Linked DNA regions of Homo sapiens: region 1 is linked to region 2. A link is an interaction called in ENCODE POLR2A ChIA-PET data of the cell type or tissue named here. Cell type or tissue: Panc1. All regions are shown on one strand. Links, peaks and the distances in the headings refer to the core of each region. The heading gives the core; the rest is flanking DNA. Region 1 has its middle 60 kb from the start of COL5A2. Region 2 overlaps COL5A2 (collagen type V alpha 2 chain).

Region 1 (5,393 bases), core at 85-5,084, 72 kb after region 2:
CTTGATGACCAAATAAAGTTGAGATCCTTTTTATAGGTCTATGGGCTACCAAGATATCCCCTATTGTGAAGTGTCTATTCAAGTCATTTGCCAATGTTTCCACTGGGCTATCTGACATTTTCTTACTGATGTGCAAGCATTCTTTAAGTATTATGGATATGTAAGACCTTTATATATATAAGTATTCATATGTGTGTCAAATACATGACAAATAAACTCCCACTCACTCTTTTAATGATAACTTATGATAATAAGTTCTTAACTTTAATGTAGTTTAATTTATCAATGTTTTTCTTTATAGTTAGCAATTTGTGTATCTTGTTTAAACAGTATGTATTACTCCAGAATCACAAAGATTTTATTCTCCTATTCTTCTAAATGCCATACTTCATTACCTTTTACATTTAGATTAGAAAGGATTCTCTGTCTGTTGTAAGGTCTTTCTTTTTTCTTGAAGCCCGATAATGCCAGGATCTGGCTCACAATTGAGTATTACTATTTTTATCTGGAATCTGGTTTACTCTTTTGATCTAGAGGTTTACTGTTTACCTCAGTTCAAGAAAGATTTTTTTAAATGTATACCTTAATAATTTCCTATTCCAGTTGCAATTGTTTTTTTACTTCAGGAACACTATTTCCTCCACCATATATGCTTTATTTGTTAGTATTTTTTTAGAAGTTATGCCACCCTTCCCATTTTATTCTTTTATTGTTCTTTCAATTTTATCTCTTATTTCACAGAGTTTACAAAAGAGGATAAGAATAAGGTCTTAGAAATGATAATTTTGTAAGACAATAACAGCAAAAAAAAAGACAGCTGGGCTCAAGCAAATGAATATAGTAGTCAATATTGCTGGTAAAAAAAGATTTTCTTAAATTATACATGAAATGATACACATAATAAGTGGCAAAGGAATTCATAGGACTGAGGAATGACATTGGTCTAGGGTAATTAAGAAATGCACCTCAGAGAAGTTAATGAGTTTGATGATATATAAGTAGAACATTACTGTGGTAAAAGCTAAAATATGCATAATTGCTGATATTATAGTGATTTTGGCAATATATCCAACCACTATAGACCAAACAAATTTGCAATGACAGACTGTAAGTGTGTACTTTTAATAATAAATGCAAATATAAATTTTTATTTGGCACAAATTTTCCATTTGTTCATAGAAATTTATGAAACTCAAAAAACAACAATTAAATGTGGCGAAGTAATTATAACTCTACATTTGATGAACTTTGGATTTCCTTGACACTATCTCAAGGCTCAGTTTTGTGTTCAATAAACTTAAAAATCACCATTTATATTTTAGAACCATTTTATAGCTTTTATCGGATGGGAAAATAGAGCTAATCTTAATCAGTATTTTCACAGAACAAAATATTTCCATCATAATTGAAATTGTCCATGGGTCTTGGGAATATAATATATTTGCGAGCTATTATAGTTTGCATTCAACATCAAAATAAATATGTATAAAACAAAATTTATTCTAATTTTCTGAAATAGCTTCAGCTATGTTTCTCCTCTTCTGTTTGAGAATTTTGCATTGCTCCAATAAAAATGTGATAAATATGTCATAAATATGAGTATGTTGGTTTATTTCTCTCTTGATGTTTTAAAATGCAAATGAGGCAGACAGCAGGACATCTCCAAAGAGATCCCACTGAGCATCGCCATCTTGTTAATTAATCACTTACCAGGAACTAGACCTCCATTTTGCAGCCTCAAAGACCTGATCTTTCCTGTACATTGAAAATGGATCATGAACCTGAAGCATTAATTCAAAATTCAAAAGGATAAACTTCCAGTAGGAAATAAGATTCTAAACAGAACTAGAATATTTGTTATGTATCCCTAAGAAAATACAATATATTAGTCTGTTTTCATACTGCTATATAAAGAACTGCCTGAGAGTGTATTAGTCCATTTTCATACTGCTATAAAGAACTGCCTGAGACTGGGTAATTTATAAAGGAAATAGGTTTAACTGACTCACAGTTCAGCATGGCTGGGGAAGCCTCAGGAAACTTACAATCATGGCAGAAGGCAAAGGGGAAGCAAGCCACCTTCTTCACCAGGTGGCAGGAAGGAGAAGAGCTGAGCAAAGGGGAAAGAGCCCCTTACAAAACCATCAGATCTTGTGAGAACTCACTCACTATCACAAAAACAGCATGGGGGAAATGGCCCACATGATCCAACTACTCTCCACCTGGTTTCTCCCTTGACACGTGGGGATTATGGGGATTCTAATTCGAGATAAGATTTGGGTGGGGACTCAAAGAAACCAAGTTATAATCAGAGGTCAGGTTTTAAAAAGGGTAATAATTACTTAGAAAAATAAAATATTTATTATACTCTGTTTAAAATACAATTAGGTATTCTTTTTACACAGAAAATAAAAATTCAAATGCTTTAGAGGCTAGGCAGGTAATATGAGTTAGCAAAGTCATCCCAAATGAACTTTGGTCAACTGAAGTGCAACCAAGGTGTTTACAAAAGGAACTACCAGATATTCAATTCTAGCTGATCATCATCACAGGGAGTGTAGACCCAAGTGTTGACAGAACTTCTGATTTTTTAAAGAGACTCTGGAACTTTACATTTTTAATGTTTATCTTCAGATTTTTTTAATGTTAATAATTATAATAGAATAATGGCCTCACAAAATGCCCCTGACCTATTCCCAGGAACCTGTTACCTTGCATGCCAAAAGGGACTTTGCAGATGATCAAGAACCTTGAGATGGAAAGATTATCCTGTATTCTCCAAGTGTGCCCAGTGTAATTCCAAAAGTCCTTACAAGGGGCAGAGGGAGGCAGGAGGAACACAGTGAGGGAAGGGGACATGGTAACAAAAACAAGGGTCAGAGTCAGAGAGTGCGATCTGAAAATGCAACGTTTCTGGCTTAAAAAACCAAACACCGCATATTCTCACTCATAGTTGGGAATTGAACAATGAGAACACATGGACACAGGAAGGGGAACATCACACTCTGGGGACTGTTGTGGGGTGGGGGGAGGGGGGAGGGATAGCATTGGGAGATATACCTAATGCTAAATGACGAGTTAATGGGTGCAGCACACCAGCATGGCACATGTATACATATGTAACTAACCTACACATTGTGCACATGTACCCTAAAACTTAAAGTATAATAATAATAAAATAAAATAAATAAAAAAATAAAGACAGAAGAGGGGGCCACAAGATAAGGAATGCGGGAGGACCTAGAAGTTAGAGAAGACAAGGAACTGATTGTCCCCTAGCATCTCCAGAAGGAACAAAGCCTGCTCATACTTTGATTTTAGCCAGATAAGACACATTTCAGACTTCTTCCTCCAGAAATGGAAGATAATAACTCTGTACTGTTTTAAGCCACTAGATTTGTGGTCATTTGTTATAGCAGTGTTAGAAAACTAACACAATATTTTAAAAAACAACAAAAACCAAAAACCAAACAAGTCAAGTTAATGATATACGTGAGCCAAATTCAGCTTTAGGCCTTAAATTTAGTATATTTGAAGAAAATACTGAAGGTAGCCTTACCAAAAAATGCCTTAATTGGGTCAGGCTGCTATAACAAAAGCCGTTGGTGGCTTAAACAGCAAACATTTGTTTCTTATAGTTCTGGTGGCTGGGAAGATGAAGATCAAGATGTCAGAAGATTTGATTCTTAGCAAGGGCCCTCTTCATAGCTTGTAGGTGACCACTGTCTCACTGTATTCTCACATGGCAAAGAGAGAGAACACTTGTGTCTTTTATAAGGGCATGAATTCCATCATGAGGGCCTCATCCTTGTGATCTAATCTAACCCCAGTTACCTCCCAAAGGCTGCACCTTCAAATACTATCACACTGGGGATTAGGACTTCAACGTGTGAATTTTAGGGCTACACAAACATTTACTCTGTAGCAGACAGTAATGTTTAAAGTATTGGATAACTTAAAATGAGATCATGCCTGTAAAGTCCAGGGATGATGCTGTCAGTGTTTTATGTCTTGACTCTGCTTTTTCCTTTCTGAGTTTCTCTACCCAATCAATTCCTCTTGTGATTGCCTGATCCATGTTTTTCACCAGTCCTATTGGCCCAGTAGTCCCCCAGTGTCTTTAAGACAGTTCTGCAGGTCTCTTTTCCAAACCTTTACATGTTATTTTCATAATATAATCTTCAGAGGAATAAATCTTACTTTATCTCCAGGTTCTCAGAGGAAGCTTCATGGTGGCTCTCAAGTGCAATCAATAAAATCTAAGACATAAAAGGAAAATCTAAGACACAAAAATGTGTTCATAAAATAGACTGCAAGAATAGAACCATATTAATAACATTTTTTCTTTGCTACTCATTGGGATTTGTTCCCACAAATTGGACTTCAAACTTCCAAATCTAATCACGTATTATTTTATCATTAAAACCAAACAGCTTGCCACGCAAAGTTAATGTGTTAAATCCTTTTCATTTTCATCTTCAATCTTCTATAATGTTCAATAGTGCCCTGTTTTATTTCACATCAGATATAATCAACAGACCCCACCACATATCCTCATTATTCTCTGACAAACAACACAGCACTTGTAGACCATCTTCCCTTTTTTCCCTTAATTACTATTTTTTTTGTAAACTTATTTTTCAACTATTTAAATTGAATGAACAACTACCTATTGGGTACAACATTCACTATTTAGGCAATGGGCACACTAAAAGCCACTAGACAATATATTGATGTAACAAAACTGCACTTGTACCCCCAGGATCTATAAAAATAAAATAAAATAAATTGAATGAACATTGCTCTGTGTTACTGAAGATTCCTATTTGATTTACTTTCTCTACACACAAGCATTTGAATGGATTTTCCACGATTATCCTATTGTTCAACAATTATGCCTGGGCAACGTATTGAGACCCCATCTCTACAAAATAAATAAAAAAATTAGAAGGGCATGCACCTGTAGTCCCAGCTATTTGGGAGGCTGAAGTGGGAGGATCACTTGAGCCCAGGAGGTTGAGGCTGCACTGAACCATGATCACACCCCTGTACTCCAGCCTGGGTGACAAAGCAAAACGTTGTTCGAGAAAATAATAAAAATATTTTTCCCAATATCCTTTATTCTCTTAGCTACTACATTGATTGTCCTATGACTAAAGGTTAAGAAATAAAGTAGTTGGGTCCAAAGCTGAGTGATATTTTAAAGATTATTGACCATTATTGCCAAGTTAATTCCACCAAACTATACTCATTTGCACTGGTACTTTGCTGGTACCAGGTATTCTCCCCTACCCAACCTTTGCTAATTTGGCAGGCCCCAAATGGTATCCCATTTTATGTACTTTTCTTTGACCACAGTGAGGGTGAACATTTGTTCAAATGTTTATTGATTA
Region 2 (5,393 bases), core at 174-5,173:
AGACAAGCTTCCTGATGCGAGATGAATAAAGAAAAAGTAATAATAATAGTGATTCAGGCTTCTGCCAGGAAGCTACATTTCACTTGTAGAGAGACTACAGTCCAGTTATAGCAGAAAAATCACATTTTGTTTTTCTATCTGTTCTGTTTTTCCTCAAGTCAAAGCCTCTATTCTTATTTTTTTTTTTACTATTTAATTCCTATTCTGGGGCTTTGGGAGATGTTCTAGATAGTTATATAAGCAGTCTATTTTATTTTGCTAAATAAAAGATTTAAATATGATTTTGAAAAAATACAACTTTACCTTCTTTTATTTCTATGGAGAGTCTTATATTCCTTTTGATTATTATTATTATTGTTTACTTCAGAGAAGAATTTTATTTTGCATTTAGCTAACTGTTCATTACAGTAAAAGCATGCTAAATAATAACACCTTTATGTAATATAATATATGCTTATGTAATAGGGTTTTACAGCTGACTAAGAATTTCTACAGAAATTATGAACTCTTTCTTTTGAACCAATAAGGTAGAAAAATATAAAGTATTATCTCTGTTTTGTAAATGAGAAAATTAAGACCCCAACACATCATGTTTATAAAGAATTTATAAGGAAAGAGAGCTTTATTGCAGTCATCTGACACAGGGCCAGTTGCTATCTGGACTCTATCCACGTTGAGTTAGTAGAAGTTGAGCAAGCTCAAACAGCTGCTTTCTCTTCATTGACTGCTCAGGCAAGGTGCATGCCATCCCTCACAAAAATACTGCCCCAGGGCTCAAATAAGTCTGTCTTGACATCAGTAAAATATCATTAAAATAAACAGATGTTTCATATCTTAAGCATATTTCCACTTTTCTCAAACAACTCTACCAAAGGCAAATGTGCAAACAATTGCCAAAAACTTTATATTAGAAAGAAAGAATTAAATTAAATGTGTATATGTACCACTTAATTTGCCAAATGCATTCTAATACCAAAGGATAATTTTTGGGGGTTTTGCTGGTTTGCTTTTCCTGAAATGCTTTGTAAATAATCAAGAGCTAAGCACAAACCTGCCCAAAGGGAAAAACATGAGATAAGTAAAAATAATTATAAATATAAATACATAGTAAATGAAAATTTACTATTGTCATTTCAAATCTCCCAGTTATAGTTTTTCCTCTTCCACTCCCTCCCCAATTTTGTCCCAGGTGCCTAGGATTCACTGCTCCCTTATCCTTCCTCCTATCAAACCTAGTAACTGGGAATAATCTGATAAAAATTGTTTTAGTTATTGGAGGAAAAGTCTGTAATGAGCCAATCAGGGAATCCATTCTAAAAGTACTAATAACATCCACATTTCTTCAGTGCCCATTAAGGCCATGCATTTTAATTTAACTCCTCAATATGCAGACGAGGAGAGGAAACTGAATCTTAAAGAAGATCAGGAACTTGTTCAAGGTCACAAGGTTAGCAAACGGCAAAGTCTGGACCCAAAGATGTGAATCCAAAGACCCTTCTTTTGTTAACTGTGTATTGAAAGTAAATGGAAAAGAAGTGCTAACTGTAAAAAGCTCTATATGTAGAAAAATGGTAACAGGAACTCTTGGGAAGCTCCCAAAATAACAATTTAAAACAAAAACTCATTGCTGAGTCAGTGTCCTACTCCTACTGCCTGTAGGCCTAGTTGACGGAATATGTGCTTTTAGCCGAAAGAATATAGTATTGTGACACAGTTTATTTATTTATCTATTTATTTATTCTAAAATGACTATGTTTAAAAAATAGGGTAAAAAATAGAAGAGTCAAAGAACATATGTTGAGAGATGTCATCTACTTTTCCAAATTTTTTGAAATTCACTAAATAAATCCCCCAAGACATCACTTAGATATGGTCATACTAAATTAGCATGGAGCCTTACATTTTAGGCATTTCAATGATGCTATGTGAGCCACCTGTCCATTGGTATCACTTATATACTCTTGGAGAGCCCTTCTTCCCAGGCTCTTGCTGCTCTCCATACCCTCTCTCCTGTCTTCCACATCCTGCAGTCTCCATAGAGGCATAAGGTTCTACCCAGGTGTGACTTGAAACTTGCTTTTGAAGAGAAGAAAGACAGGTTGAATTTTTTTTTTTTTAAATCACCTAAGACAGGAAAGGGACATTATGGGCAGAGAACTACCTATTCTGAAATTATTCCAGTGAAATTGTCATCTTGGAAAGCATCTCCCTGAAATTCAGCTGGCCAAGTTAGGTCACTTTGGGCATATACCATGGGGCAATTTTAGGGTTCTATCCTGAAGAAACTCAAAATCCCTCTTCAGAAACAGTAGGAATCTGGCTGGCAAATTTCCATTTTGATTATAACCAGACAGCTTTCAGTTTCTATTAGAAAAGACTTGAAGTAATTTTAACATTTGGATTGTGGAACCCTCCGTGGGCAAGTAGAGTGTCTATGACAGCTGAATTTTATTCGTCTGTAGTGTGAGCCACGGAGTCCATCTGGGATACTGGGGCTTTTACCCAGAGCCAGTATGTCAGTTGATTCTCGTGGCGAGAAAATATTGAGAAAAAGATCTTAAAAGGCAAATTACCATATAACAAGCTTGTATGACAAGAGCATAATATCATTAAATCTGTGTCCTAGGACGCTAACTATAGGGCATCTGGACTATATTAGCTCCCCATGAGGCTCGGAAAGAAAAGAATGCCAAACAGGTAAATTGTGATAAGAGGTCAGGCTGGAAGGAAAAGTCTGAAATTTGAAAGAAAATCTGGGAAAAAGACATCCAGATGGAGCTTAGTGCAAAACACTGGAAAGGCAAGGATGGCCTCCCAATCCTGAAAAATGCCTTTCCTTCAGACAGAAAGGTGAATGAAAGCATATTTCCCTTAAAAACTAAAAATAAGCCAGGTATTCAAAATTTTTTTCTTAGAACTGGACCTGCTCTTACTCCTAGGACTTTAGCAAATGTTGCACCCAAGGAAAGTCAAGAGGCACAAGGTAGCTCAGGTGAGCGGGACACTTGGCAACTTTACAAGATGTATTTATATGCTGAATATACTAAAACTTACCAATTCTATTTTATTATGTCATCCTTCCTATGCCCCAACACAAACACCCACAGTGAAACTTAGAGCCTATTCACTGATTTATCTTTATAGAACTAATTCTAATTCAATTTGTTGTCATCCTTTACATAACAGAATACACTCCCCCACTCCATTTTTTAAAACAAACAAACAAAAATGATTCTAAGTACTGTATAAGGAAATATTTCTAGGCTAATGAGAACTCCATTGGTTTATAAACCTATGAGTTGTGTCTAAGCAAAATTCAGTTCAGCTACACTATGCTTAAGAGAGAACAACAAAAGCCACAAATAAAAAACTTGCCTAATCTCATCAACAATTATCAAAACTTAAGGAAAAATAGGGAAGGATTGAAGAAAGAAGTGATTTTTTTTTTTTTTTTTTAGTCCTGGGAGCTGCTTTGTAAATCCCTGTGCAGTGAAGCAATGCCTCTCATTCCAAATGCAACCCAGAGCAATGCAGAGTGGAAAACAGGTTTCCAGTTTTTAATAGAGACTTCTATGACTATCATAGTTTCACAAAATAACACCTAGAAGGGCATAACACTGTAGCACCTTAAAGGCTTGAACACCAGCTCCCTGATAGAATTTGCAGTTGCTCTTCATTCATCAGCCTCAAGTCTCTTTTTTCCCAGTACAAACTCCTATTTTTTTTTTTTTGAGACGGACTCTCGCTGTCACCCAGGCTGGAGTGCAGTGGCGCCATCTCGGCTCACCGCAAGCTCCGCCTCCCAGGTTCACACCATTCTCCTGCCTCAGCCTCCCGAGTAGCTGGGACTACAGGCGCCCACCACCACGCCTGGCTAAATTTTTTGTATTTTTAGTAGAGACGGGGGTTTCACTGTGTTAGCCAGGATGGTGTCGATCTTCTGACTTCGTGATCCGCCCGTCTTGGCCTCCCAAAGTGCTGGGATTATAGGCGTGAGCCACTGTGCCCGGGTTTTTTTTTTTTTTTTTAATTCTTACAACAGAATCTCTCGCTTAACATGGAATGGTCAGTGCCCTCTGTCCTCTCAAAGCAAATATAGCCCTTTTTGCTGAAACCTCAGAAGTTTTATGTTTGTAGCCAAAGATCAGAAAACTAGGAACTTTGCAGTTAATCTTTCCATGGTAGTCAGTTAACCTCACTGTCCAATCCACTTCACCAAAAATTCTGGCTGAAACTTCATCACAACATGAAAACCATAGTGCCCTGAATTAAACTGTAACTTTCCATTTATTTAATATAAAAATCTGAGAACGAAAGAATGAGAAAAAAAAAGCTTTAAAATACTTCCAAACTAGCATAAATGAATCTGAGAGGTTCTTCTACCTCAAGAGCAAATAAGCCTATTACTATGAAAGCTAAATGAAAATATTAAATCTCTATAAATAAATTGTATTTGCTATGGGAACCATCCATATTTTCAGAATTCCATAATAAAAAAAATTTAAAGTTGATGACCACAGAACAACCATATTGAATATCAAAAATTTAATTAAAGAATTTCATAGCTACAAATTATCTGGTAAAATTCCACCTGCATCTCTCCTTCCAAGTTAAACCCATCATTTTTTATTATGAATTTGAAAACCTACAAAGAAAGAACAGTGCAGCAAAGTAAGGAAAGTGTGAGTATGAAAAATGTGCCAATATCCCACACCAGTTTCTGCTTTCTGGAGTCAATTTCATAAAAATCTCCTGGGAGTGAAGGGAGTGAGGTAAATTAACAGCTTTTGGAAAGTGAAGAGACTTGCTACAGAGTCTGGGAAAAGATGGTCACCCCTACTACTGTATCCGAATAGTCCTGGGAGCTGCTTTGTAAATCCCTGTGCAGTGAAGCAATGCCTCTCATTCCAAATGCAACTCAGAGCAATGCAGAGTGGAAAACAGGTTTCCAGTTTTTAATAGAGACTTCTATGATTATCATAGTTTCACAAACTAAACTCTGAAGCAGACAGGGATGGTAGACAGGCATGAGGTGGCACTGGGGCATGGAGTGGATCATGCTTGGCTTGCTCACACACTGGGAACCAGCACAAAGTAAATGTATGTGGGGCTGCGAAACAGGGGAGGGGCAGTGATGCTTCAGATCATGGGGCCATTAGAAACTCTCCATTGGGAAATGCCTTTTGTTTTTCTTTCTTTCTTTTTTTGTATTAGTAAACCTACAAAAGGAAATAATACAATATGGCCTTTTTATTTGAACAGTAAAAATTTTAAATGGGTTTTAAAAGCTTATTAACACACAGATAAAATCACTGATATATTACCAAAATGATCATAGTAGAATAAAATATAAAAATTGCATTTTAAAATTTTTATGCTAGGCTTAATCTCTC

What was found. ChIA-PET counts read pairs that join two places held together with the same protein. Peaks named below come from ENCODE experiments on the same cell type or tissue, not always from the same donor. Only the 100,000 strongest peaks of a DNase experiment are listed, where the experiment ranks them.
Region 1: POLR2A ChIA-PET joins it to region 2 with 6 read pairs; 3 of 35 experiments call an interaction of 5 or more read pairs at or near these places.

Annotation. Positions count from the first base shown.
Region 1 is chr2:189,236,601-189,241,993 of GRCh38, forward strand. It overlaps a transcript of COL5A2 not described here. Among named protein-coding and RNA genes, the nearest start is that of COL5A2, 60 kb to the left of the region's middle. In Panc1, for the core only: no CTCF peak of the experiment used is centred there; no DNase peak of the experiment used is centred there.
Region 2 is chr2:189,164,227-189,169,619 of GRCh38, forward strand. The region is part of intron 1 of COL5A2 (collagen type V alpha 2 chain); the gene reads right to left. Among named protein-coding and RNA genes, the nearest start is that of COL5A2, 13 kb to the right of the region's middle. In Panc1, for the core only: no CTCF peak of the experiment used is centred there; no DNase peak of the experiment used is centred there; H3K4me3 peaks cover 765 bases; H3K27ac peaks cover 4,481 bases.